Linked DNA regions of Homo sapiens: all the other regions are linked to region 3. The links are chromatin contacts, found by Hi-C or POLR2A ChIA-PET in ENCODE. All regions are on one chromosome and are shown on one strand. Each heading gives the region's core, a stretch centred on a gene start or an enhancer-like site at or near the end of the contact. The rest is flanking DNA. Distances are from core to core; before and after follow the strand shown.

Evidence for each region. A loop is a pair of places that touch in the nucleus more often than their neighbours do. ChIA-PET counts read pairs that join two places held with the same protein, here RNA polymerase II (POLR2A). Pooled maps may share reads with other maps.
Region 1: a map with no recorded cell type shows a loop between it and region 3 (5-fold over the local background). The contact joins the enhancer-like site here to the promoter of RPL5 in region 3. A Hi-C loop is called at or near these places in 2 of 37 single-sample maps with no recorded cell type and 4 of 50 pooled maps.
Region 2: a pooled map shows a loop between it and region 3 (6-fold over the local background). The contact joins the promoter of TGFBR3 here to the promoter of RPL5 in region 3. A Hi-C loop is called at or near these places in 1 of 168 maps with a recorded cell type or tissue (PC-9) and 6 of 50 pooled maps. POLR2A ChIA-PET finds 5 or more read pairs at or near these places in 2 of 52 experiments (both T-cell).

Annotation. Positions count from the first base shown.
Region 1 is chr1:93,707,397-93,710,606 of GRCh38, forward strand. It overlaps a transcript of BCAR3 not described here. Among named protein-coding and RNA genes, the nearest start is that of BCAR3, 27 kb to the left of the region's middle. RefSeq lists an enhancer at 436-485 and a silencer at 626-755. Within about 2 kb of position 1,740, at least 11 of the 41 ENCODE cell types and tissues checked have a DNase peak (open chromatin) inside an H3K27ac peak, as active enhancers do.
Region 2 is chr1:91,884,841-91,887,892 of GRCh38, forward strand. TGFBR3 (transforming growth factor beta receptor 3) reads right to left here and starts at 1,311. Exons shown (of 17, transcript NM_003243.5): 1 at 1,038-1,311. RefSeq lists enhancers at 119-882, 883-1,645 and silencers at 788-997, 1,008-1,087, 1,438-1,577.
Region 3 is chr1:92,830,227-92,833,289 of GRCh38, forward strand. It overlaps RPL5 (ribosomal protein L5), which reads left to right and starts at 1,814. Exons shown (of 8, transcript NM_000969.5): 1 at 1,814-1,891. The coding sequence starts at 1,889. It also overlaps a transcript of DIPK1A not described here. RefSeq lists enhancers at 1,563-1,612, 1,616-2,254, 1,783-2,102, 2,255-2,892.

The DNA.
Region 1 (3,210 bases), core at 490-2,989, 880 kb after region 3:
TAAATAATTATGCTTTAAAATAATAATAATAGGCCGGGCATGGTGGCTCATGCCTGTAATCCCAGCACTTTGGGAGGCCAAGGTGGGCAGATCACTTGAGGTCAGGAGTTCAAGACCAGCCTGGCCAACATGGTGAAACCTCATCTCTAAAAATACAAAAATTAGCCAGGTGTGGTGGCGCGTGCCTGTAATCCCAGCTACTCAGGAGGCTGAGGCAGGAGAATCGCTTGAACCCAGGAGGCAGAGGTTGCAGTGAGCTGAGATCGCACCACTGCACTCCAGTCTGGGTGATAGAGTGAGACTCAGTCTCAATAAATAAATAAATAATAATAATAGCTCTGACGGTCCCCAAGCCTGGATCATTCAGGATGTTTTCTAGGCTGAAGCTGGACATTAGATCAAAAAGAAAACAACGTAATATTAAATGCTTGTATGGATATGGTGTACTATCTTTCTTCTGGAAATAATCAAAAGCTAACTACACCAACACAGCCAGACTTCAATCTAACCTAAACAACAGATGACCCACATACACAAAATAAACAACGAGGTAAATAGCAGTGTGTAAAAGCAATGGATCTGACAGGTTTTGCAAGGTGGTAAGCCGAGGGGGCGGCTCAAAAGTTGCCAGCATAGACAGGAGGGGAGGGGTGCGGGAGGGTTCCTCTAGCCATTGAGTCAGAGGTTTCAAGAAGGAAATGGAACTTCGCAGACTGCTACAATAAAGGAAGGAGATAACCATATCCTTCTACTGCTCACTTATATAGAACCTGAATAGAGAAAAGAGTAAGTTGAGAACTTCTGAACCATGACCTTCAGTAATGGGCCAACTGCTCTACTCTGACACCAGGCCACTTCTCATCCTGCTTCAGGGTCTCACAGAACAATTAAACCCCTAAGCACCTTGCCTCCGGCCTCTGGCAGATGGGACTGATGTTAAGCTAAACCCACAGGAGGTAGGATGAGTCCAAAAACCATCTTAACTTTGTTTCCAAGGGGCCTTTTTTGGTTTTGCCTGTTTTTCTCTCTTTCTCCCTCATCATCTCACATAGCTAATCCAACCAACAGTGTGGACACTTTACAAATTGTCATAATCTTTTCTGTCCCCATATTTTTGTCCATAAGTTCTCTCCCCAGTGTCCCATTACTCTCAGAAAAGGAGAAGATCTTTGGGAGAAAATAAACATATTAGTAGCAAATTCTAGAACTGTACTGGCTGAATAAAACTTTGGGCTCACAGAAACCGGTTTCAGTTCACTCTTCAATCTTTTCAAATGTCACCACCATAGAGTCCCCTATATAACTTACCCTATTCACCACCACATCATATCTACAAAAAAAGACCATCTCAATAATCCCCCAAACACCTGAATTGGCTGGAGTTGCTTCTTTCTTTCCAAAGAACAATGGGGTCCTTGGGGCTCCTTTGCCCCGCCAGGGCTGTGCCAAGGACACAGGCAGGAGGAGGTTGGCAGGCTGTTTTATTTTTTAGCAAGCACTGGCAGTACTTAGAGCATTCAGATGATTTCTGTTGATGCTCGTGGGGATCAGCTTCTAAGCTTCGGGCTTGCAAAAACAGGGCTCACAACTTTCATATCAGGAGAGTCGATTGCACATGTGAAGAGGCCAATTAAAAAAAAATCACAAGGAGAAGTGCTGCGATAAGCTAAGTAGGCTTTGTTCTGTTTGGAAAAGGGAGGGCCTGGGAGCCCCGATGAAGTCAGAGCTTTTCCCCTCCCAAGGGCATCTGTTTCCAGGCTGCAAAAGAGAAGAACGAGGGGGAGTCCACAGGCTGCAGGGCAGCAGAGCAGCGTGCTCATGACTGCTCAGGCACATCTGATAACAGCAGGCCTTCCTGGAGGTGGGCACATTCTCCTCCTCTGACCCTGAGTTGGAGAGGTGACACTGATTTACAGCTGCATCTCTTCTTCTTCCTGTCCCTCCAAGCCAGCCTGCGGTCTGTTCAAAGCACACTCAAGGGAAAGAGAGACCAATGAATCTGCCCAATTGGGAAGTGGTTTTGAGCAAGCACTGATGTTCTGACAACACACTCTGTCTTCAGATTGGTCCCTTGCCCTTCAGTGAAGTGGGTCTTGATCTGTACAGGTGTTGGCCAGGGGCTCCAGGACACAGAGCCTTCTCTCTTAGTGTGGGTGACCCTGTATAAGGATGTCTTACTGGCATTAGATTAGGATTGACATTAGTGAATGCTCAGCAGGCAGTCCCCCTTGATTGTCCTTGGAACAGCAAGAAGGAGGGAGGGGAATATCTCCTAGACTAGAGATGGGAAGAGAAAAAGGAAGGCTGTTTAATGGAAAACTGTTGTAGTTTTTAAAAATTGTATTTACAATCTATAGGATTGTAGATTGGGAAAAAAGTCTTTATCTGATCAACTCAACCGTCCTATATTAGGACTAGGGCTTTGCTGCTATAACATAATCATGGTGGAATGTATCTCCTTGATGGATCATCATGTAATTTTTTCATATCTCTATCTTAAATATATATTTTTAAAAGAAAAATAGAAATTATCTTTCTATAATCAATTCATGAAATGAATGGGCCTGTTCGATGCTGTGTTTATTTTGCTTTTCTGCAAAGTTGTTTTGGGGAACATTCCATATCTTTAGATTCTTTGTCACTTAGAGAAAAAAGATTAGGCCAGTTGGACGAAATCCATGAGAGAATGAAATATGAGTTCAAGTGTCCTAGTCTCTGTAAAACAGTATAAACTCACTCCCGGTGGATAGGGGGTGGGAAGCTGGGAAGCTGGGAACCAAGAAAGGCTGATCAAGAAGTGGGCTCCCTCCCTGGACCTGTACCCCTTGTTTCTGGCTTTGCCCCTGCTGGAGGGACCAGTCCTGACCAGTCAGGGAAGCACAGCTCTCTGCTGGGCCTGGCTGCCTGGCATGGCTGGAGCTGGAGAAGCCTTACCCATACCATGCTGGATGTTTGCTACGTCTCCCTTTGCCTCTTCCCTTGGAGACCTTGAAGGGCACCTTTGAGTAGGGAAAACTAAAAACCCAAAGTTACTAATTTGGAGGATTGGCAGGGAGAGACTTTATCCTAGCCAGGATATCTGGGTTTCCTTGAAGCCCCTAATGCTGGTCCCTCAATAATTTGATTTCTTGTTGCTCCTAATGCAAACTTGTTAGGAAGACCCCCAGGCCACACCCAGCAGGTCTCGACCCCACCAACCTTTCGGCCTCA
Region 2 (3,052 bases), core at 61-2,560, 950 kb before region 3:
GTTTTTACTACCTGTGGAGACTTCTCCCAAACCGCTCACTTCTTCGGAAGGACATAAAACTCAGAATACGCCTGGTTCCCCAGCACAGCCTGTCACTCCTACTATCCTCTGCCCTCGCCGCTCCTATCCTGCCACCGCAGGGCTAGCGGCAAGCAGCGCTAACCTCCGTGCGGTGCTTACTCGGTGCCAAGCACTGTTGTAGCACCTCACACACATTAAATCATTAGATGCTCACAGCAACTTTACGGGGCAAGTACTACTATCCTCACTTCACAGCTAGGGAAATGGAACGGTTTTCTTCTTCCAGCTTTTCGTGAGGACACCAAATCCACTAAGTTCTACTTTGCCAAGGTAATTCATGCTTGACACGTCGGCTCCTGACACTATGCGATTCTGCAAAGCGGGGCAAATGCCCTAATAAGATCAAGTCTGCAAGCAGATTCTTCTAGCGACAGTCCAAGATTTCCAAGTTTGTCCTAACCAAATGAATACAAGAAGAGAGCCTTCAAAATAAACCGGGGCGGGGGGGGGCCGAGCTGCAGCTTGCGGCTCAGCCCGCAAGGCACCCTGAGGGCGCGGCCAGCGGGGAACGCAAACCGCGTCCGTGCACGAGTCCGGGAGCCACAGCCTGGGCCACGGCAATTGACTGCGAACCCACAACAAACCATTCCCACCGAAGCTGTCACGCGCCCGGAGGGAAGTGGCCGCCGCGCCCCGCAGGGGTCAGAAGGACCCGCGGAGAGGAAGAGTGAGGGCGGGCGTGGAGAATTCCTCCCCAGCACTGCGCATCGCCGGGGGCACTGCCTGCCCCGTGCGGCCGCTGCCCACGCACCGCTGGCCACCGGTGCCTGCTCCCCGGAGGGTAAACACCGCCCCACCAGCGCCTCCCTCCCAAGGCCGGAGGTCCTGGCGGCTGGAGCGACCCTGGCCGGTAAGTAGGCACTGGCAGCCCGCGCCGCGCCGACGGGCACCCGCGCAGCCTGCAGAGCCCACAGCCCGGGCGGGCTGCAGCGCCGCGGGGCTGGGCCGGCACGTACCTCGGAGGCGGTGTGTCCAGCGGAGATCCACCCGCAGCAAGTTGGAGGAAAGCGGCGGCAAGTTTCCCCGCCCAGCGCTCGGCGGCGGCGAGCTCCGGCAGCTGCTGCGCCGCGGCAAAACTACGCCATCCGGACCCGCTGGGGACTCTCACCTCCTGCAGGGAGCTCCGGGAATCGCGCAGGGAAAGTGGCCGGGGCGCGAGAGCCGCCGACTGCCCTCCTTCACTCGCTGGGAAGAGGAAAGTGCCGCTCGGCGTCCCCGAAACCCTCGATTACCCCCATCAGGCCGACCCGGCGCACTCGCCCTCCCTCGCACACACGCGGGCGGGGACGGGCAGGACGCCACAGCAATCAGCGCGCGGGGGGAAGGGCGCTCCTCCGCCGGCCCCACCGGGGGCTCTCGGCCGCCCAGAAACTCCTCCTCCCGCCTCCCGCCTCCCGCCTCCTCTCTCCTCCCCCTTTGCCTCCGCGGCTGATGGATGAGCCCCGAATGCTGCTCGAGCCTGTGCTTCCCTTCGGGACGAGGAGGCCGAGAGAGAAGGGGCTAGGGGCGCGGCCGGGCTCAGCGTGCCCGGGTTGGGGCGGCCCCTGTCCTGGGGGAAGCGCGAGGGAGACGTGGGCACGAGCTGCGGGGACTCGCTCCCTCAAACGAGGTCCTTTGAACTTTCCAGGGCTCCCTGGAAGAGTTGGATTTTCATTTGGTTCCTTGGTCTTTATATAAAAGTTCTGAAACCTCAGATAATCTGATCACAGCCTCTTGCCCTCTCCCCAGCAGAGCTCCCCCATGCACACATTCATTCTGTCCCTGTGCTTTTTCCCAACCTCCGGTCCCGCTTGTTGTCACGCTCTGATGGTGGGCGCCGGCGGAGTCTTGCCTCTTCCCCTCCAGCAGCTGAGACTGCATTACCCAGCCGTTCCCCCTGCTAGCTAAATAAATTAATACAAATAATGGAGCTAGGTCAGCATTACCGGCGTTACCCGGAGGTGGGCGCGATATGAACGACAGTCTCGGCGGGGCAACGTCCTAAGTACCTGTGCCTGTGCGACGTCCTAAGTACCTGTGCCTGTGAAGTACACGCTGCAGAAGTTGAACTGCTGGCACCAGAACACCACTCTGATACTCTTGCTTACACCCAGTTTTTCTTATTAAAAAGTATACTTAAGTAACAGGACATTGTTTTACAAACAGGCAGGTGAAATGACCGTGGACTGACAGGTTTCAAAGACCAGACTTCCAGTCCTGACTACTGTGCGACCTTCCACAAATGGCTAACGGCTAATACCCGTCAAGGCTCAGTTCAAATGAAGGGCTTGGCCTAGAAGGCTTCTTCCAGTTCTAAAGGGCTATGGACCTATGCCTTTTTTTTTTTTTTTTTTTTTTTTTTTGAGATGGAGTCTCGCCCTGTCGCCCAGGCTGGAGTGCAGTGGCACAATCTCAATCTCAGCTCGCTACAACCTCCGCTTCTCAGGCTCAAGCGATTCTCCCACCTCAGCCTCCTGAGTAGCTGGGATTACTGACAAATGCCACCACGCCCAGCTAACTTTTTGTATTTTTTGTAGAGGGGGTTGGCAGGGCGGGGGTCTCACTTAGTTGCCCAGGCTGGTCTCAAACTCCTGAGCTCAAGAGATTCGCCTGCCTTGGCCTCCCAAAGTGCTGGGATTAGAGGCGTTAGCCGCTGCACCTGGCTCAATCCTAGGCTTTTAATATGTTGGAGAGTAGAATGAGGAGGCTTCTTATGACATGTTATTTGGAAAGTTATTGAGAGAACAGGAAATATTTCTCGTCCTCTTCCTCTTGTACCTATAGGCAGAGAATCCACCCAATTGCAGAATTGGAGATTCATTCACAAAGGTCAAATGTCATCAGTCACCTGAATTACTGCAAAAATCTCCTCACTGAACCATTTTTTTCCTTACCAATATTCATTGAGCACTGACTATGGGAGAGCCCTGAGTCAGGCATTGGGAATACAAGTAGGCATAATATTCTGAAGGAATAAACAGTCCAGATGGAG
Region 3 (3,063 bases), core at 564-3,063:
TTCATCCCACTATTGGTGGTTTTTTAACTTTTACCACTTGAATAAGATGCTGTTGGCTGAGGATGCTGGACAATTACCCCCTAGCTCCTGGTGTCACCAACTGCACTGGCTGAACCAGCCATGCTAGCCACAGACCCCTGACTGTGACCAAGGGGAATAGGTATACATATTTTTAATTTTCTTGTTATGGATTTATAAGGTAAGAAGGAGAGGGATAAGGATGATAAAGTATATTTAATTTAACATGTTGTTTGTTTCATAACTTCTTTTTTTGGATTTTATTTTTTATAGAGACAGGGGCTCACCAAGTCTCCCAGGCTGGTCCCGAACTCCTGGGTTTAAGTGATCCTCCTGCCTTGGCCTCCCAAAATGCTGGGATTACAGGCCTGAGCCAGCACATCCAGCCTGCTTCATGACTTCTTTCTTTTTTTTTTTTTTTGAGACGGAGTCTCACTGTCGCCAGGCTGGAGTGCAGTGGTGTGATCTCGGCTCACTGCAACCTCTGCCTCCTGGGTTCAAGCGATTCTCCTGTCTCAGTCTCCCGAGTAGCTGGGACTACAGGTGCGTGCCACCATGCCCGGCTGGTTTTTGTATTTTTAGCAGAGATGGGGTTTCACCATGTTGTCCAGGATGGTCTCGATCTCTTGACCTCGCGATCCGCCTGCCTCGGCCTCCCAAAGCGCTGGGATTACAGGCGTGACCCACCGCACCTGGCCTGAGCTACCGTGCCCGGCCCACAACTTCTAAATATTCAGATGAATAGTATGTGGGTCTTCCTATGAACCCTTGCCCTAAAACATGCAGAAGTTAGGAGTCGGCCTGTTTCCAGGCAGACTTTCCTTCCTGATGCTTTTGCCTCCAGTGTAAGCAGGGCCTGACCAAGACATGGAGCACCTTTGGTAGGCTAATAACTTGATAATCCACCAAAATGAAGGTTTTTAAATATTTTCTATAAATACGAATTGAATACCTCTTTCTTTACCCTTTCAAAGGTGGCTCCACAAAAGTAGAATCACACTTCCTGTGAAAAGTGTTTTAAGTTTTCTCCTCTAGAGCTCTGTTGACATCGGCCATAGCGAACTCTGTTTATTTTTCCTATTATATAAGGAATTACAAGTTGGAATCAGAAGTAATTGGCATCCTAATCCTGATTTATTCTAGTGGCAGTGTTTTGGAGTCACTTAACCCTGTCATCCTGGTTGGCCGTCCCTTCTCCCAGCTCTAACGGTGAGCAGCTGATACCCTGCTAGGTGCTGGAGAGTCAGAGGTGGACATCAGGGCCCACCTCGAAAAGTTGACAGTCTGTGGTGGGCTGAAGCCAGTAGAAAGCTGCTGTAGGAAGGCAGAGGAGTGGCCCCTATCCCAGGCTTGGGGCTCTCAGGGAAGGCTTCCTGGGGGTGAGATGGGAGGGTGGGTCCATATGCTCTTGGACCAGAATGAGTAGCCCAGAGAAGGCAAGAGGGCTCCCAAGCAAACTTGTCCTATTTAATTTTTTTTTTTTTTCCTGCTTAGAAAAGCAAAATGCGTTATGAACAAAACAAAACAAAACAAAACAAAACAAAACAAAACAAAACAAAACAAAACGCTGTAGCAAAGAAAGCGAAAGGCTCCAGTAATCCTCCCTGCTCCTCCTCACCGCACGGATCCTGTGAGATACCCCGAGCATTGGAACCTGGAGAGCTTGGGCAGGCATTCACCCTCCTTCCAGCAGGGGGCGGAACGTAAAACGCCTTGTGGCCGACGCCCTCTCTCTTTCACACGTCACTGGCGTGACCGTCCGCGCTACATACTGCGCCTGCGCAAGGGCTGTGGCCCTTTTCCCACCCCCTAGCGCCGCTGGGCCTGCAGGTCTCTGTCGAGCAGCGGACGCCGGTCTCTGTTCCGCAGGATGGTGAGTGGATGCCTCGGTCTCGGGGCTTTAGATGCATGGAGGTTCCCTTTTCTTGCCCGTATGCCAGCCTAGGGCCCGTCTCGCGCGTCGCAGGGGCCGGATGGCGTTAGATTGCTAGCTCTGACTTGGTCGAGGTGCAGTTCCCAGCGTGGCCTTAAATGGCTGCCGCCCGGTGCGCGAACTTGGGGGGAGGGGTTGGCGAAGAAGGGTTGCGTGAGCTTGGACGGCGGATTGGGGAGAAGGGTGAGTTTAGTAGACAGCCTGAGTGCGGATACTGCCGTCTAGTGTGAGGGGGCGCTGGCAAGCGGCCGGGCGTGAGAGGTCGCAAGCAGTCGACCTCAGCCTAGCTGGGGAACGCCAGAATGGAGGGGGGCTGCAGGTCCTCGGGTCCCACTCGACCTCCGAGTACCGAGTACTTCGTGGGTTTTCCAGGAGAATGTCGGAGCCGGCAAGTCTTAGATTTAGGAAGCTTGTGCCCGTGGGCTGAGCAAGTGGCTTTTAAGCCAAAATTGTCAGTGGAGCTTGGAGGCCGAGGGGTCCCTGGGCCCCGGAAGCTCCTTTAACATGGAATACGTGCCTCCTGCCTCTTCCTCTAGAGTCCGTCGCCGGATGAGTTTTTAATTATTGGGGTAGGGCCCCAAGGGTGGGATGAAATGTTGCTTTAGCTGATGGGGAACAGTGCTGTTTTAGTGGGGGAATTACTGCTGAATGTGCTCTTGCCCAGTTAAGCTTTGTGGCAGGTAATTTAGGCTTTTGAAAAACATAACATGGGAAGCGAGAGAGGTACGTAGTTGTTATTTGAGGCTAGGTTTTCGAAGTGGGACATAGCGTGTTCCGAACAAACCGACGTTTGGCATCACTGATTGCTGTCTGGAGCAGTGCTTCGCAAAAGTTTGGCACAATTACCGGTGCTGGTCCTTGAAGAAACAAATATGGAAATTGAAAGCGTTTAAAACCTTTTGAAAGCAATATAACAATAATTTTATACCTGTTAAATGTAATAAATTGGGGCCTGCATTTTGTATGTTTCTTTTATTCCATATTTCTCTAAGGATTCATTTTTATTGTTTTATGAAACTACTAGTCTGTGACATGGAAGGTAGAGGAAAAAGATTCTTGACCCTAGTTGCTTGTGAAACCTGGGATTCTACAAGTGACAGTTGTCTGTTTAC